4 separate regions of the Mus musculus genome follow, and regions 2, 3 and 4 are each linked to region 1. A link is a loop called in an ENCODE intact Hi-C map of the cell type or tissue named here. Cell type or tissue: left cerebral cortex. All regions are shown on one strand.

The links. A loop is a pair of places that touch in the nucleus more often than their neighbours do. Peaks named below come from ENCODE experiments on the same cell type or tissue, not always from the same donor. Only the 100,000 strongest peaks of a DNase experiment are listed, where the experiment ranks them.
Region 2: a loop joins it to region 1, with 3 times the contacts of the local background. A loop is called at or near these places in 3 of 42 quality-filtered maps.
Region 3: a loop joins it to region 1, with 2.0 times the contacts of the local background. A loop is called at or near these places in 3 of 42 quality-filtered maps.
Region 4: it touches region 1 in a loop (2.4-fold over the local background); 2 of 42 quality-filtered maps call a loop at or near these places.

What each region holds. Positions count from the first base shown.
Region 1 is chr13:16,542,182-16,544,681 of GRCm38, reverse strand. No RefSeq gene overlaps it. Among named protein-coding and RNA genes, the nearest start is that of Gm31711, 280 kb to the right of the region's middle. In left cerebral cortex, no CTCF peak of the experiment used is centred here; DNase peaks (open chromatin) are centred at 696, 1,153 and 1,549; H3K27ac peaks cover 727 bases.
Region 2 is chr13:16,667,807-16,670,306 of GRCm38, reverse strand. No RefSeq gene overlaps it. Among named protein-coding and RNA genes, the nearest start is that of Gm31711, 410 kb to the right of the region's middle. In left cerebral cortex, no CTCF peak of the experiment used is centred here; DNase peaks (open chromatin) are centred at 3, 830 and 1,429.
Region 3 is chr13:16,655,159-16,657,658 of GRCm38, reverse strand. No RefSeq gene overlaps it. Among named protein-coding and RNA genes, the nearest start is that of Gm31711, 400 kb to the right of the region's middle. In left cerebral cortex, no CTCF peak of the experiment used is centred here; a DNase peak (open chromatin) is centred at 1,358; H3K27ac peaks cover 968 bases.
Region 4 is chr13:16,644,454-16,646,953 of GRCm38, reverse strand. No RefSeq gene overlaps it. Among named protein-coding and RNA genes, the nearest start is that of Gm31711, 380 kb to the right of the region's middle. In left cerebral cortex, no CTCF peak of the experiment used is centred here; DNase peaks (open chromatin) are centred at 595 and 1,465; H3K27ac peaks cover 819 bases.

The DNA of each region.
Region 1 (2,500 bases):
ATATTCCAGTTTGCCCAGCACAACCCTAAATCCTAGAGTAATTCTCCAGAGCTCAGCATTATACTTCTGAAAGTGTCCTGGTCCAATCCATTATTGATTATTCAACTGAGAACAATCTGAAGAAAGACTGCAGATTTATTCCTTCAGCACATCAAGTAGGTCAATCAAATTCTAAGCCTTGTTACTTTTTTTTCCATTTATAAAACAGAATCAGAAAAATAACATCTTTATCAGATGGCGATAAGAATTACATACATTGATTATTAGGCTATTAAAACTAGTGGCTTCTTGAGTAAATAAATACAAATTGTTATCTCAAACACCTTGGTATGTTTTCCTGATTTAAAATAGCCTGAAAGCCTGTCTTTCCCCACATAAGTAATGCCTATAATCCCCCTAGCACATGCTTCTGCCACCTCACCGATCGTCCCTGTTGGTTCATCCTTCATCCCTTTCCTTCTGTCAGAGGGGCAACTCCATGCCTCCTTGTCCAGATCTAGCTTTAAAGATGCCACTTTTGAAAGAAACTCCATCATTGCCCACTAATTTAAAACTGAGTTTTGAAAATAGCTTATGGTTAGAATTCACAGGAAGTCACATCCGTCGCTCTGGGATTGCCAAGAAGAAAAGTGCTGGAACTTTTCCTAATCTGTCTTCTGTTCCTTTGTGAGTGGGTGTTCATACTCACATAGCCTGCATCATGGCCAGGAAGGTTTACCTCTGGAGGGGAGGTTAGATGGGAAGGCAGGGAGACTCTCGCTGGGAGCAGACGCCAGTGTGGAGGTGGCAGGATGGTCCTGCATATCAGAGCTCCTGCTGAGAGGGAGATGGATAGCTGTGGAAAGGATGCTTTAATTGACTCCAGCACTGTAGTCCTCGTGGAGAACAGAAAACTATTATTTAAACAGATGGCAAGCCTGCCCATCCATAACCAGGCATTTAATGAGATAAGCCAGAACAGGCAGGGTTGTAGGTGTGTGAGTCCAGACCATTTTGGAAGACATCAACTTAATTGCATTTCTATTTTTGTGAAATCTGTTCCCAGATGCCCACCTTGCCCTCTATACTACCTTCCCTCTTTCCCTTTATTTTTGTCTTTCCCATCTTTCTGGTTTGAGGGTCATAACTAGGTGGACATTTTGTTCTATCCATTTTACCAAATGGAGATGGACCTGGGAAAGCTTTGGGAAGCTAATGATGGATAGGGTTTGGATTTGGATTTCTGCCCAGCTTTTTGTGAATATTTTTTTTTCTTCCAGAAATTGGAATTGTAACCTCTCGTCCATAGCACCTCCCTTTTTCAGTTTGAAAATGTAATATATAAAATGAAACAGTCAAGTATTTAGAGGCTGACCCTTAGTAGGTGTTTCTTAAGCCTTTGATCAGAAATATCCTTCAAGGGCTCCTCTGAGGACTTTTTTCTCATCAGCTAGTGCTATCTGGGGAAGCTGGGGAAGCTAGTCAAAATTTGTTTCTATGATTGTGCATCTGACTGTTACAGCATGACTCTGGCCCTGATACTATTTTCTGCTTCCTGACCCATAACATGTGAACAACTAGCTTTCCATTCTCCCACTGTATGACTCAGCTGTAACACAGAGTCTGATTGCAATCATGGTCTGAAATTTTAAAGTCTTGAACCAAAATACACCCTGCCTACCTTAAGCTTTTCTTCCAAGTGTTTTAGCAAAGAGGAAAGACTCCAGTGCAATCCTCAATTTGAAAACACTAAGCTGTTTGTTTTGTTCTGTTTGGGTTATTTACTTACCTACTGATTGGCTTTTTGAGCCTCCCAAATGCTAAGGCAGTGCTCTACCATTAAGATACTGCGGTGGTTTGAATGGGAATGGAATCCATAGGCTTCTATGTATGAATGTTGGTTCCTACTTGGTGAAACTGTTTGGGAAGGATTAGGAGGTGTGCCCTTTTGTGGGACAGTTAAAGGCAGCCTGGTTTCTGGTTGAGTTAGGTTTAAAACTCTGGTTTAAAACTCTCAGTAGGTGATCCTACAAGGGACAGTAGGCAGAACATGACCACAGATCTCCATTTTAATGAGGTACCTAAAGACTTGAAGGGCTTAGTCAATTAAGTTCTTCTTCCTAGACACTGCTCCCTGTAAAAGGTATTTAACCTCAGGCCCACCCTGAGAAAGTAGGGTACAGTTTCACTCATCACAACTCTCCACCATGATAATAAACGCTTTAAAATCGTGGACTGCCTCTTCTTCTCGGGATCCACTGTGGGGAACAATGGAGCAGGTTTTCCTCTGAAGAGCCACGTCTAATCTCCCAGACGAGGCCTCTCTGTGCTCCCAGCCATGGACTCCTGAGTCCAAGCTGCCCACTGACCAAGCCAAGGACACTCTCCTCCTTGAGAGATTCAGCCAGAGTTTTCTACTCCCCAGTTTCCCTTTGGCCCCAGGAAGATCCACTCCATTCTCATTTCTTCCATGGCATCCAGCAGCGTCTGGGATGCCCAAGAGTCAGCGAACCAACTGTCC
Region 2 (2,500 bases), 130 kb before region 1:
TGTGTGTCATTGTGGCTAACCAGTATTCCTATGACTGATGACTACTGCTATTCCGTGTGTGTGTTTGTGTGACCGTGGAGGCCAGCCCACAGACTGCCTCTTGGGTGCATTTAAAAAGTAATGCCTCTGAAGACAAGAAAGAACTTGTTCAAAATTGCAATGAAATGATATCCCAGTGCAAACACATGTCTTGTGCTTTAAAGCTCTTTAAAAATACCAACAAAGAAATCATTTATTGTACTCTCTACACATAGTTACCAGAGTTGCTGACATATAATACTCCAAAGAATCTTGAGTTGTTCTCAAACAACATGAAAACTACTAAATTCATAGAAGTTTAGTCTTTTGGTATAAAATTAAAAGTTAAATAAAGGAAAGCTGGCATCCAAAGCAAAGTTTTATGATTCTAAATTATCTACTGTATTCATCCATTTATAACAATGTGTATAGTAAGTATTTGATAAAGTATCATTGAAATAAATTCAGTAATCCAAATGAAAATCAGCATGTGAAAATTATGTCCAAAAAATGAGACAAAACACAAAATGTAGACAAAACCCACTTTGTTTTGTCTCCTTCCTTTTCAGGATATAGAGTGTTAGTAGACTTTTCTGATTATCAACACTTTACTACTCAAACAGATAGACAGCTCTAAGAACAAGTTAAAATGGAAACCTGTCAATTGATAAAGTAGTATGTCCAAAAGCAGACAATATATGTCATTTAAATTTTCATTTCAAGGGTAGATTACTCCACTCCTTCTTAGTCAAAGCCTATTTTGGGAAGGCACCCACCATCTGGCAAGAGGTATGTTTAGCTTCTCTCCTTCTCCCCAAGTTTTTATTTCACTAGTGTGCTATAGCCAGCTGGCCCGTTCCCACTTACTGTTCTCAGATGGTCTTTTCCATGTCCAGTTTCTTCTGATGGATTCCCTTTCTTCTGAATACCCTCTCTCTTGAGGTAGATTTAAATAGCTCTAGATTCTATTCTTTTATATAATCCAGGGGAAAGGAACCCCTCCCCCATGCAACAATATGAACTAACCAGTACCCCCGGAGCTCATGTCTCTAGCTGCATATGTAGCAGAAGATGGCCTAGTTGCCCATCATTGGGAGGAGAGGCCCCTTGGTCTTGCAACTTTATATGCCCCAGTACAGGGGAACGCCAGGGCCAAGAAGTGGGAGTGGGTGGGTAGGGGAGCAGGGAAGGGGGAGGGTATAGGGAACTTTCGGGATAGCATTTGAAATGTAAATAAAGAAAATATCTAATAAAAAAGGCAAAAAAAAATAATTACTTCTTAATGCAGTACTCTAGTCTCTGTCCTGCCACAGACCACAGCAAACTTTCTGAGACATGAATAAGCCTCAGATCCAAGCTAAGCCCACATTCCATGAGCAAACTTGAGCTGTCCATATGGCTCCATACTTGAAAACAGAGTAGATAGCAGCAACCCACTCTGTCCTACCACCCAACATATCCTCTAAAACTTGGGAATGACTCACTGACATGTCAGAGACCTGGAATTCTTTTCAAAGACCATAACTCCTTCTTGCATATTGTGATCTGATTATGACTTTTATTTGAAGAAGGTGTGAAGATACTGGTCTTTCGCTAATTTCTTTGTAGATTCTGTGCACATTTTGATAAATGGATCAAATGTTGTTGATTGGAGATGGGATAAAATGTTATTTCCTTCCCACTGGTATGCTTGAGTTTCATGTCCCTAGTTATTTTTCTCGGGTGGTAGTTTATTGACCTTTCTGAAGGACTATTTTATGTTCTAGGAAACAAGACCAAATATAAAAGTAGTGTGAGGCTTATTTTTGATGAAGCTTGTTAGTTGGCAATTTCCTACTTAGGAATATATTGCTATAGTAAGATTGTATTTATGCCATCGACACTTATTCCACTCAGAAACTCATGGTAAGAAAATGACTAGTTTTCACATATAAGTAAGATGAATGGGAAATCACCAAAGTCTGTAGGTATTTTTCCAAACTTCTTGTATCTTCAGGCAAGCAATATCTGACACATGTCAAGGAAGAAAATAGGGTCAGAGTCTATGCCTGTATACATGTCCACTTTCCCTCCTTTAATATAGTATAGAAGTCATTTACTGAGTAAGGCCAAGTAAAAGTTACTGACTGCATGAGTGATATTCAGCAGTGACTGGTAGAGATATCAAAAGCCAAATTCAGAAAGTACAAAAATCCAGGGAACAGCATGACTTTGTTTAATTTAAAGGGTTAGTAACTTAGTGGTATTTGGCTACTTAAAGGAACAAAATTCTTGATCTCCTAATAATTCCAAAGAACCTTCTTAACTGCACTACTCAACAGCAAAAAATAAGAGAGAAATTATTAAAGTAACCAGACAAAGATGAAAAAACTGTGAAGTTTACATTGGCAGGATAAAGGGATTGGTTAGGAAAGGTGAAGGTGAAGAACAAATAAAAAGAGTTGGCAGTACATAAAACCCATGTAACTTTAATATTGGAATA
Region 3 (2,500 bases), 110 kb before region 1:
ACCGAGCCCCTGCGAGTTCCCATGCCTGCTACAGCATTCTATTCATTCACCATACTTTTCTGAAGGTGTGAACTATGAGTTCTTTCTGAAGAAAAAAAAATACCATTACATGATGTGTGATTGAGCCTCTGATAAAGAGTGCAGATGTGATATCATCCATACCCTTCAGGGCAGGATGTCAAATGACTGTATTGCACCAGAAAGTAAAACACTATGGATCGTGAAATGACAGTCCTGGACTCACTTTTATCTACATTAACCACCATTAACCAGATAGTTAATTAGTAATTTATAAAACCTGGGGGGCGGGGGCTGATTTGTTATCATTATCACCTTACACATATAGAATATTTCAAATTAGAAATATATTTATCTAAAAATAGTTCTTCATGAGTCCCACAGTTTCCATTGAGAATGGGAAGGCACAGAATGTGATTGCCTTCACTGAGTCAAAAGAAATTCAGGTGTTCATACCTTATAAAAAGTCTGCATACATGTTAAGAATAGAAAAAAACATTTTAAAATATAATATTTAATAATAAAAGTAATAATATTTTTGTTATTGTAAATTGTTAGGGTGTCTACAATACCCAAGCAAGTTTTAGTGACCTATAAAACGTGCGGTAAATGATCCTTCCAGTGTCTGCTCAGCCTTCACCCAGCATTCAGAAACCTAGACAGAGAGTTGGAAGTGAGGTAGGCCGAGAACTGCCACTGTACTAACTCTCAGCCACCTCCAAGAACTGAAGGCCAGAAAGCAAAAGCACTGATGTGTGCCTCTAATTAGGAGTAAAGAGATCATAGCTCACTGGTCTCCCAAGAGCCTCACCAAACTAGTTCATCCAGTATTAAGCCAACTTATATGGAAAACACTACAAAAGGGAAAATGATACCTAATATTTTTAGACAGAAACTTGAGGATACTTTGAGTCACCAACTACCTTATCCTCCAAATGAGTCTGACTTTAAGAGAGTGTGCTGCTCATATGTAATGCTGAAAGGGTATAAAGATATTGTTTAAGTTGTAGTTTGGAGAGTAGCTTATAAAGATATTCTTAGGGCACTTAAAAGAAAGCTTGGGACACAGGAAGGTTTGCAAAGATAAAATGAAGAATATATCCTTAGAAGGATTTATCAGTATCATATATTAAAAATTACCACCTTCCCTTGAACTCCAGCCAGGCTTGAGAAAGATAGCCCAGCGAGAAGTCTTCCGTGTACACAGGACTGAAGCAGCCTGGTTCTTTTCACACATGTGTTACTGGGGAAGCCTGACTTTGCCTCCACCAGGCCTTTCCTCTCCTCCCCAACTGTGATTAGTCACTAGCTGTTTAAAACTGAAACGTTCATTTTAAATACTACAAAAATGTGGCACGGAGCACAGGCAAGGCATCTGTTCCAGCAAAATGTTATGTTTTGATCATTTTCAAAAATGATTTTTCTGTTTTTAAAGAAAGTGTGTGGACATGGGGATGAGTCAGTCAGTGTGAGGGGTACTGTATGCTGGGTTATTTTGAAAGCTGCAAAATTTAAAAATACATGGAAAAAAATAATTTTCCTTAAATATTATTTCAAATTTATTCTTTGACTTAGTATTTTTTCTTTTTTAATCTATCCATAGCCTCAGACTCATTGCCAGAGTAAAAATGTAGCCTCCCTGAAGGCTTCTGTAGAATCTTCATCATATGGAACCCACGATATGGGCCTCCAATAGTATTTGTGGGCTTAAGTAGTCTGTAAGAGAAAGAACTGTATAAGAAGTTAGTTTATTCAGATAAATATTTGCATTTCTTCTTAAAACAGTATCAGGTCATTTGATATTTCCAAAAAGCAATGTGTTTCTTCAGTAGTGCTTCCACCAATTATAAGTACATCTTTTACTTATGTGAAATTTTACAAAAAGAAAGAAAAGGAAGAAAAATGAAAGAAAAAAACAAAAAGTATCAGAATGTCGAGGTTTCATATCCTCGACTTTATATGTCGACTTTCTAAAATAAAGTGCTGTTGGTTTCTTTCTAAAATAAAGTGCTGTTGGTTTCTTAACATTGGTTGACATCCTTCCCAATGTGTGCTTTTTTCTGCAGCATTAGAATACTTGTAAGCTTGCTGTCATGCATGGTAAGGCTAGATTTGGTAGCATGTCTCTTAATTTCTCTTCTGTTTTTATTTAATTTACCTCTCCTTTAGTGTTGCAGTACTCTCTTTGTGTGAATTCTCAAAAGTAAACTGTAGTAGCTGCTCTCTGTGAATACGCATGTGTAGCTTTGTTCTTACTTGCTCATTTTGATATACTACTTAGCAAGGAACCCCAAATTCCTGTAGAAAATAGACATGAACTGAGCTTGTTGGGCTTTCCAAAGCAAATCATCTGAATTGGGTGTCTGTCTTTATCTGAAAAGAAAAGAATGAAAACCATCTACTCTCTCATGGTTTACTGGATTCTGTGATGTCAGAAATCTGCATTTGCACAGCATGTATGAGTTAGAGTTTATAATACCAC
Region 4 (2,500 bases), 100 kb before region 1:
CCAAAGGAAAACCCAAAGGTCTTGGCATGGCATGAAAGGCATTGTTTAATATCTGCTGGCAGTAAACAGTTTCTGCCCCACATGGTGTTCTCAATCAGTCTGAGTGACTCAGAAATACTATGGTCATACATGCAGGCAGGCTTTTCCATCCCACCATCCATGTGATTGTCCATACAGTTGTCTTCACTGAGCTGCTGTTATGTCCCAAACTGTAGTCCCAAACTGCAGCCAAGTTTCTGATCTGACAGAAGCCACTTCTCTTCTTAGGAACATCCCCTAACTCCCACCAATCAGTCCCCTGTGTTGCACCCTCCTCCAATATTTCTCTAGTAGGTGAATTGTCTTACTCTGCCTTTGCTCCATTCAGAATGCTTAACGTGTACTAGACTATGAACAGGATGCTCATCTTGTTCCTATTTGTATTCCAGAACCTGTGCAAGGTCTGAAAGGAACTTTGCAAGCTTGAGCTAAATGCATAGCTGAAGCATCGTTTGCACACTTTTATCATCTCAAGAAATGAATTTGCCACAATAAACTCCTATTTGTTTCCTTTCTGCTTGTAGTTGCCAAATTGCATTTCTTAGTGGGTTGTTCCCTATTCCTTCAGCTCTTCTTTTTGTAGCTTTGGGCTCAGCCAAGGCCCATCTGCTCCCCCTGCCACCTGGCCTACTGATTCTGCCTCCTGTTCCCTTCCCTCCTTCTTCAGTGACAAGTTGATCCCTAGAGCTGCTTTTCTGCAGGGACAGAGGATCTCTTTGGACTGTGATCTTTCTTAAAGTTGGGGAGGGACAGGATGGCCCTACCCCTCTCACTTAAGCTTTCACAATGCTAAGAGCAGCTCCAAGCCTAGTAAGTGAATCCATTCTACCTCAACTCTGGGGGTGTAGTGGGAGGAGACAGTCTCTAAATCAAAGAAATAATCAGAGACTCATTTGCATGCACTATTGGTTTTGGCTCCAGGAAATGTTAATAGCAGAGGGAGTGGGGCCTTCATGCCTCTTTATGCTGAAATGCAACTCTATGCCTTTTGCAACTCAATAGTGCCACTAGAGAAGGAATGACATTTGGTTAGTGAGAATAGGTAGGTCTGAACTCCCCTTTGAGGAAGAATGATGATATACTCTTAACCTTTCCTGACGAGACAGTCTCCTAGCTTCTTCAAAACCATTTGCCTTATAAGAGCAGGCACAAAGCAAAGCTATTCTGCCTGTGAGTATTGTACTCTTTCTATGACTGGCACCAAGGACTACCTGGGTTTCCCTCCCACAACACTCTTCCTCTGTTGAAAGGGCTAGGAGAATGCCCTGCAACCCCATGAGTGTGCCTGTTTGTTGAAATCAGTTCAAGATCATCCAGGTCTGCAAAATTCGGCTGAAGCAGCTTGTTGCATAATTTACCAGAGAAGAGAGGGCCATCTGGAGAGCCAATCTGGAGAACTCCAGCAAAGGCAAAGTCTCCCCCCGCCCTACACCCCTCTTAAGTCATCCTGATTGACTCCCTGCCTATATTAGGCATCCACGTACTGAAACATGATGGTTCAGGTCAAAGGCCTTGCCCTTATGGCATGGAACCCTGGCCAAGTACTACCTGACTTCCAAATGCCAGGAGCCCCACCTACTGTAGCTGTTTAAGGTTCTCAGTCAACTCCCACATGTCTTATCCCATGACATTGTGGGGGCCTGTGTCATTCCAAAGGACAGCTGGTTTACACATATGCAGAGGAGGCAGCTACCCACAAAGGGATGTGGAAAAGCTCTGCCAAATGAAAAAATAAATAAATAAAAAAATAAAAGAACAAGTATGCCTTAACCTTTAGTCAAGAAATAAGTCACTGCTTCCTTGGAGATTAAATCCTTTGTGTCAGAAGAATCTAGTTCTTTTTAGTATAGCACCTGTAAATGATTCTATAGGAATCTTATCAGAACATAGTGTTTTCTCAAGCATTCATACGATCTTTTAAAGCCATCTAGGAGTTCCTACAGAATTGCTCCTCAATCCATCAAGCCCAGGGAGGAAGCTAAGAAGTCAGGGAGGAAGGAGATCTCGTTGAGCCGGCCCCTGCCTGCCTCTTCCAGAGTCCTCTTCTCTTCCCTGCACCTGGCCTCCCTGGGGCTCCAGGTGCTGCCTCTGTACGGGCTCCAGTTGATTTGTGTGATTTCCTGAAATGTTCAGTCGCTCCCTGGGCTGGGAAGGAAACTATGCAGACATCAGTTTACATCTGCCACAGGTATGGGATGAGAGGATGTGATAGAAATTTTCTAATCCAATGCTGGGTACTGTTCTTAATTTGCCTGCTCTAATGGGACCATACATAAATGAAGGCAATGTCTATTGTACAATTAAATCAGTTTAAAAATCAAATACTTTAGAGTCTAACATTAAAAATAACATTCTAGGATTAATTTCTTACCAATACAGTACAAATAATACTTATAAGATTAGATCTTTAAAAGACTGATATAAATTTAGGTCCAGCCATATAACTCTATATCCAATTAAA